Linked DNA regions of Homo sapiens: regions 2 and 3 are each linked to region 1. The links are chromatin contacts, found by Hi-C or POLR2A ChIA-PET in ENCODE. All regions are on one chromosome and are shown on one strand. Each heading gives the region's core, a stretch centred on a gene start or an enhancer-like site at or near the end of the contact. The rest is flanking DNA. Distances are from core to core; before and after follow the strand shown.

Evidence for each region. A loop is a pair of places that touch in the nucleus more often than their neighbours do. ChIA-PET counts read pairs that join two places held with the same protein, here RNA polymerase II (POLR2A). Pooled maps may share reads with other maps.
Region 2: a loop to region 1 is called in a map of Caco-2, with 7 times the contacts of the local background. The contact joins the promoter of LINC02387 here to the promoter of PKP2 in region 1. A Hi-C loop is called at or near these places in 1 of 168 maps with a recorded cell type or tissue (Caco-2). POLR2A ChIA-PET finds 5 or more read pairs at or near these places in 1 of 52 experiments (OCI-LY7).
Region 3: a loop to region 1 is called in a map of ovary, with 5 times the contacts of the local background. The contact joins the promoter of ETFBKMT here to the promoter of PKP2 in region 1. A Hi-C loop is called at or near these places in 1 of 168 maps with a recorded cell type or tissue (ovary), 4 of 37 single-sample maps with no recorded cell type and 5 of 50 pooled maps.

What each region holds. Positions count from the first base shown.
Region 1 is chr12:32,895,486-32,898,091 of GRCh38, forward strand. PKP2 (plakophilin 2) reads right to left here and starts at 1,292. Exons shown (of 13, transcript NM_001005242.3): 1 at 1,024-1,292. The coding sequence starts at 1,246. RefSeq lists silencers at 1,291-1,400, 1,601-1,700.
Region 2 is chr12:31,367,977-31,370,582 of GRCh38, forward strand. LINC02387 (long intergenic non-protein coding RNA 2387) reads right to left here and starts at 1,325. Exons shown (of 2, transcript NR_146469.1): 1 at 773-1,325. RefSeq lists an enhancer at 2,366-2,606.
Region 3 is chr12:31,658,360-31,660,965 of GRCh38, forward strand. It overlaps ETFBKMT (electron transfer flavoprotein subunit beta lysine methyltransferase), which reads left to right and starts at 1,329. Exons shown (of 4, transcript NM_001135863.2): 1 at 1,329-1,430. RefSeq lists a silencer at 687-996 and enhancers at 698-1,199, 1,117-1,276.

The DNA of each region.
Region 1 (2,606 bases), core at 42-2,541:
CTGAACGTTGCAGGAAACAGATATTCCAACTTAATTGCTCAATTTCTTTCCTCTTCTTTTTGCTATAAGCCAACATAGTGCTTTTATAATGCAAACTCACATACACAGCAACAAGAAGTAAAACAAGGGTCACTGAGTTGATCCCATCACCTGACTTCAGCAGGGGAGAAAAGGATACATCATGATCTCTAATTTTCACAAGTGGCTTGCCATCTTCTTTCCCTTCCACCTCCCCCGTCTATCAATCATGAACATAGTGTGCATGTGTGTGCTTACACCCCTTTCACCTTCGGGTTTAATTTTTTGGAGGGATCAGACTTGCATCACGCCCGCACTGGTGGGGGTAGGAAGCGCAGCTAGGCGGGCACGGCTGTTGCCGGCAGGGCCAAAGTCCCCTACCTCCTCCTCGGCGTGTTTGTTCCCTGGACCAAAGCCTCCTAACTACTTTTCTTCACTCCCTAGATCCACCACTCGCCTCCCACACAGGGTGGAGCGCCCCGAAGTACTTGCATAAGACAGCACAATCCCAATTTATAGGTTGTAGGAGCGCCAGTGCTGTCGGTTTTTTTCCCCAAGATATTTATGGGGGTCATTAATTATTTAACAAATCTAATAAAATTGAAGGGCTCCTTCTCCCAGAAAAAGATCGTACACACCAAAAATTCTGCATAGCATCTCAAGGTGTTTATAGACTCCCTGAACCTTCAAATTAAGTCCGCACCAGTGAGGGGCGCGGACCGGCGGAGTAGAAAAAGAAAGGGGTGAAATCTTGAAGTGAGTTAGTTAACATTGATAGATATGTACAATATTTAATATACATAGGTACCTATATGACAAAGCTGAGTAATAGGTTATGGAAAAGAGTGCTTTCCACAAGCAAGTCGGTCATACCGAAGACGGCGAGCAACAGGTGGGCAGAACACGGGGTCCCGCACTCCCAGCACGCGGGGTGAGGGCGGGATAGGAGGAGGTGACCGGGTGTGGGGCAGGGGGCGGCGCCGGGGAGCGGCGGGCTCCACTCACCGTTGCCCACGGAGCTGCGGCCCTTCCGGGCGAGGGTCTGCTGCACCTGCTCCTGGATCCGCAGGCTCTTGACTGTCTGGCCGCCGCGGCCGCTGCTCCCCGCCAGCTTCAGCTTGGCCTCGGAGGGCAGCGCCAGGCTGGAGCTGTCCAGTTGTCCCAGGATCTGCTGGCCCAGGACGGTCCGGATGTAGCCGTACTCAGCTGGGGCGCCGGGGGCTGCCATGGGGCCGGTGGGGGCGACCGAGCTGCTCGCCTGCCTCTGGACTCGCGGGCGAAGCCGCCACGGAGCTGGGGGCGCTGGCGCGAGCCCCGCCCCGCTCGAGTCCGGCCCCGCCCCTGGCCCGCCCCCCGCGCCGGTGAGAGGCCCGGGCCGGGGGGGAGCTCGGCCTCGTGGGCCGGACGCCCGGCCTTCCCTGAGGAGGGGGCGCGGCTCCGGCCGGGCACGCGCAGTCGGGCCCGGGGGCGGGGGCGGGGGCGGGCCGGACCCGCTGAGCGCGCGGACACCTGGAGACTTGTACCCGCCCGCGGGGAGGTGGGGAGAGGGGCGCGGTTCGCCTGGGGTCGCGCACGTTGTCGGAGTCCCAGCGGATACCGCCTGCCGGGGCCGCGCCCCGCTCTGCCCACGCCCCGCGCTGGACAGGATGGATTTCCGCTCGATGCAGGGAGGGGCTGCCCTGCAGGCAGGTGAGCCCTCGAGAGTCACTCCTGTTCTTGGACTGAGGCTTGCCTCCGGGATCCCCGAGCGAGTAGTATGTCTGGTTAGTCAGGCTTTGTCGCACTGTTGGAAACGTTTCCTGGTTTTCCTGGACCTGAGGGTGAGAAAGGGCTATTTGGTCAGGCGGAAAGGGCAATATGAGGGAAATGTGCCAAGAAGATAACGTGTGAAATAAAAGACTTTCTAAAGAGAGTGTTTTTTTTCTTAGTACAACGTCAGGACTATGTACTTTTTGCACAGATGCAGTCCCAGAAACATATGTTCTTCCTCATTGAGAGCTTCTGTTTTCTCTTGGATACACAAATTGTACCCAGTACTCTTGCTAACCCATTCCTCTCTTACGAACACACCCACACAGAGAAACTCCAACAAGAGGCTCTAGAGAAGAAATGAATTTTAATAGACGATGCTTTTTAAATAGCCCTGCTAACGTTGATTAAGTCCTCTTTATTACAGGCTCTTTGTAGAGAGATCCACGGAGAGGGCCTCCAACTTTCAATCGAATCTTCCACAACTTGTATTTATCGTGCTATTAATTATGTTTCACCGCAGTTGACTACTGAGAACTTGAGAGCTAAGCTCAACAGAAAGGATCCTTGACCTTAAAGTTTACAACCAAAGCCACTTGTCCTGATTTGCCTCTTTGGACTTAAGAGGCAGAAAGAAAAACATGTATCCCTGGTATTAAGATAATATTCCCTTTGATTGCTTGGGTTTGTATGTTCACTTTCCCTCAAATCACTCAATTGCTGCAAAACCCCACTTACTCAAGTCTGAAGTGTTTGGAGAACGCAGCTTCCCTCGTCTTTGTTTTCCTACCCACACCCTTCTGCCTTTAGACACACACTGAATGCTTAGACACACAATG
Region 2 (2,606 bases), core at 75-2,574, 1.5 Mb before region 1:
ACTCCGTCTCAAAAAAAAAAAAAGAAATACTCATTTTTCTTTGACTTTAAGCCCTTTTAGAATAAATAAAGCGGTACAAAATATTCATAGATTACTAAACTGTTAGAAGCCAATTGTTAAATTTAAGACTTTAATAGGGAACTTAAAGCAATCAAGAAAATAAACTCTCCACAAAGTTTTAAAAAACAACTATAAAATACATCCTGTAGGCCGGGTACAGTGGCTCAATCCCAGCACTTTGGGAGACCGAGGCAGGCGGATCACCTGAGGTCAGGAGTTCGAGACCAGCTTGACCAATATGGAGAAATCCCTTCTCTACTAAAAATACAAAATTAGCCAGGTGTGGTGGCGCATGCCTGTAATCCCAGCTACTCGGGAAGCTGAGGCAGGAGAATCACTTGAACCCAGGAGATGGAGGTTGCGGTGAGCTGAGATTGTACCACTGCATTCCAGCCTGGGCAACAAGAGCGAAATTCTGTCTCAAAAAAAAAAAAAAAAAATCCTGTAGGTTTGTTATCAAGAAAATGCTGATGACTATAATTAGGATTATAAATTTAGTTGAGAGTGAGAGCTAGATTAGTAAATAAAATTGTCTATAAACATTTGTAAATCAGTCATCCTCCTGGGTACGGTTTGTAAAAGAACCCAGTGCTTAAGTGAAGAGCAGGGACAGCTCCTGGCTCTGGATGGGGGAGAAGTCTTCCTTGTTTCATAGTCAAGGAAAGCTCCCAGCTGACCATCACCCTCTTCTCTTGGAAAACGCCACACCTACCTTCTTGCCATTCCTAGAGCGATTTTCCAGCCTGAGTGGTATGACTGCTTCCATTTCCTCGCCACTCTTGTTTGTCCCTGGCAGTTCACTTTGATTCTCAAAAGTCCATTAAAACCCCTTCCAGGTCCTCCGGGATCCCTGGCCATGTAAGCTCTGCCACCAACAGCAGCCTTTCTAGTACAAAGTCTCTAGAGCTTTCCACAGCCTCTGGCTTGGTCTCTCCCTCTCCAGGCTGGCCACAGGCCCCCAGGGACCTATCTGCCATCTCTTGGAAATATCTTTCTAAATTCCCCACTCCCCCTCCTGCCTTTCCACGACTTTGAGTTGCAATAGTTTGCCCAGTTCCCCTTTTCCTTGTAGTCTTTAAAGATAAGTCCACAGGTTTTTCATTTGTTTATAAGATTTACTCTCCATCAGGAAATGAAAATAAACATAGGGAAGCTGATAAGTCACAGCTCCCCACCCCCAGCCGTTGTTCCGGGGAAGCCTCTCTAGCAAGGCTCAGATGTTTCCATCTTAAGGTTAAATCACACCAAACAATAGAAGCCCTTTGGTTTCACCTCAGTGGGCGGGATGTGCCTCCTTTCATGGATCTCCTGCCCCACACAGGATTTCTCTGGACTCCTTAGAGTGTTTCTTCAAAACTAGTTCAATCTCGATCTAATTAGTCCCCAAAGAGATGCAAACCAAACGAGATGCGATTTTTGTTCTATTAGGAGGGCACAAAAATAAAAAATAAAAATTAAGCCTGATAATAGCCTGTTTGGGCCAGCTTGCTGGGAAGCGGACTCATTTTTATACTGCTGGAGGGGTTCGGAATCAAGAATCTTAAATATGTGCATCCCCTTCAATCCAGTAATCCCACTTCTAGGAAAATATCCTGAGGAGATAATCAAGATGTGCAGTCAAGAATTTATGAACAAAAGATACTCACTGCAGAGCCATAATTGAGAAGAACTGGAAAGGACTTAACATGCCTCCCAGGTGGGGCTTGGCTCTGCAAATCCTCATCTGACTCTATGATGGAATGGGATGCATCCGGTCATGCAGTCATCCGTGCGACAAATAGTTCTTCAGTACCTACTCTGCGTTAGGTAAACAATGCAGAGTATTGTTAACTTGGCTGGGTAAACAGGTAAGTTCTCAGCCCCCCTGGAAAATCCATGATCTCCTAAAGTAAAGCAATTTAAAATTGTTCACATTATTTGTGTGTGAGTGTGAGGGGGCGCTTTATCACCCTCCACCTCTCATCCCCCCACCACAAGCAGTTGCCAAATTCAAATAATTTTTCCTTCAATGCCTCTCCCGTGTGACCGCTCCTTTTCTTTCAAAAGTAAATCCTATGTCTGGGAGGTAACCCGATCACCGCGGAAAGAACGCCGACATGGAAATCTTAGGATTGGTTTCTCGTTCCAGGAAGTTGCGCTACTTTGGGCAAATCACGTCACCTCTGGGACTGTTTCTAATCAGAATAAAGAAAGGGCTGGACCAATCTTTCAGATCCTTTGAATCCAATCATTTTTGGCCTTATGACGGAACCGTCTGTAGATGAGGGCATCTGAATCCTAGTTAAAGGGAAGGGACGGTGAAGCCCTTGAAGATCTGGGGCATATTTCCTGAACACCAAAACGGGAAAGGGCTGTCTAGAGTGAAAGTATAAGACAGACAGGCCCTGTTCCAGGAAGCTCCCTGCACTCTGCTCTTCTCCTCAAGCCGACCCCAAACTCACAGCCAGCTTTAGCAAGCAGGCCCGTCATCCTTCCAGGTGCTATGTAATATTAAGAAGCAGCAGCTAACAATTATTAGTGCTACTAGGGGCAGGAGATTTGCAGTT
Region 3 (2,606 bases), core at 79-2,578, 1.2 Mb before region 1:
TCTAAGGCAGAATACTGTGAAATGCAAGGTGTATAGCTTATCAACAAGAATGTAGCAAATACACCATTCAACTAAGAAAGAAATGATAAGGCTGCATCTGGGGCTGTTGACTGGAAGCACAAAGTTTCCTTTCCTTGTAGTAGTTCCTAAAGATTCCAGTTTACATGGAAAGACAGAAAGCTGTCACACCCATGGCAGGAGCGCAGAACCCAAGCGACAAATTCTAATTTTGAACAGGCAGGTGCCAGTGCATTTCTCAAACTGCAAACTAAAATGCAGAAACACGATTTTCCTGTTTCTTAGTTTTGGACCGTTTTCCCCCCTCTAGCACGCCAGAGCAGGTTTTAATTGTTGTCAGGTCAGATGGTGAGTTAACTTTGAGTGTTGAGTTGAGGGGCCAGTGGGATGTGGGTCCAGTTGAAAGGTGGATATATGTAGATCCAGACTCGAGTGATATAGGCTGCAAATAAATTGCTAGTGAATTTATGAATTATTAGAAAAGAAAGGACATTCATTATGATTTAATCGCAGTTGAATGTAGGCAGCACAGAGGGCTTATACTGTGTCTTTTTTTTTTTTTTTTTTTAAATATACGGTGTCTATTTTGCTCACCACTCTATGCCCGGTGCCTGGAAGTGCGACTGGCACATAGTAGGTGTTGCATAGTTTCAGAATGAACTTTTTAGGAATCAAAATTCTACAAACATTGCACACAGATTTAACGTTCCCTTATTTTCCAGGTGAGGTCAGGGCGCCCTTTGGTTTCGCGCTTCTGTCCCTTTAAGAAAGTGGAGGAGAAAGAAAGCGCTGCTGGGAAAAAGGGCGGGGCCGCGAGGGGCCGCCGTCCGTCCCGCCCCCTGCCGGGCCGCGGCGCTCTGCTAGAGCGTGGCTCAGTTTTGGTAGCGGGACCCCGGAAATGTAAAGCATGAGCGGGAACAGTCGCCAGGGCGAGTGACAGGCGAGCCCTATGCTTTACTTCCGAGGGCGGTGTCAGCAAAGCTAGGTAAGGAGACAGGGAGGACGGTGCCTGCCCCTTTAAGATCGACTCCACCCCGCCTCTGGAGGAAAATGACGCCGCCGTCTACCCGTTGTGGAACGTAACTCTTTTCATCCCATCAGCTCTCCTTCTCATTAAGAGAAATACCAAGTGGTCACCACAGTCACATACTTCATAACCCATGCCTCATCGGTGCTGGGACGGGAGAGGGAAGCGCCGATCTAAATGACATGGGGTCCAAATCCCAAATAATCTCTATTTGCTCTGCGTTACCTTTAAACTTAGGCTGCGTTGTGTGATTCAAGTGACAGCCTAGTACTGCTTAACAATTAGTCTAGTGGGATACCAGGCCCTGAGAGACCCCTACGATCCCAGGACACTGATGTGGGGTAACTAACACCCACTGGAAGTCTACGCTGAGTTCACAGGCTATGTATGACCTGACATGCATTTTGACCTGCCCTGTGTTTTGATATTTGAATGAGTTGCTGATGTTTACAAGCCGAAGCTGGCCGGGCGTGGTGGCTCGCGCCTGTAATCCCAGCACTTTGGGAGGTCGAGGCAGGAGGATCGCTTCAGGTCAGGAGTTCCAGACCAGTCTGGCCAACATGGCGAAACCTCGTCTCTACTAAAAAAAAAAAAAAAAAAAAAAATACAAAAATTAGCCGGGCGTGGTGGCACGCCCCTGTAATCCCAGGACTCGGGAGGCTGAGGTAGGAGAATCGCTTGAACCTGGGAGTCGGAGGTTGCAGTGAGCCGAGATCACGCCACTGCACTCCAGCCTGGGCAACAGAGACTCTGTCTCAAAAAAAAAAAAAAAAAAAAAAAAAAAGGTGGAAGCTAATGTGTCAATATCTAGATTTTTTTGATGATTTTGAGAAATCGGAGGATCTGGCAGCATGTCCTGCCTAGCCTTTTTGAACTGTTTGAAAACAGTCTCCAGCTTGCCACAGCCCCTCTGTTATTTTACAGCCAGCCTGCATCACTCATTTATGATGTCCAGCCCCTTGTGGGGATTTGGATTTTTGACCCCTAAATACTTTAGTGGATTTAAGACCATTTAAAACATTTATGCAGAAGAGATCCGAGGTCCCCAAACAACTGGGTGTATAAGTTGTGTTTAAGTTGTTCCTCATTCTCATTTATTCTAATCCGGGTGTTTTTCTATATATATATATTTTTAAACAAATCTTAGTGATCAATTGCACAGGTGTTTTTCTGTTGGAGCAAATCTTTTCAGTTTAGGCTTGGTAAAATCGAACCATCAGATACTTTTACAGAAAGAGATTTAGGAGTTGATGTTCTTTTATTACAATTAAATGCATACAGTATTTTTAAAGGAAAAAACCTGAATCTTGATTGCATTGTTTTATGATACAACAATCTTTAATGAAATAGAGTAGTCAATATAATTTGTATTAATATATCTCTGCCCACAGACAATTATAAATTCATTAACCCCCAGAACTCTTGGCTAGACTTCATAAAGGCAAAAACTGTGTTTGCCCTGTTAACTGCTTTATCCCACCACTAGAATATAAGCTTCCTGAAGACAGAAGACTTCTGTTATTTTGTTCACAGTTACCAAGCATGCCTACTTTGTTAAATT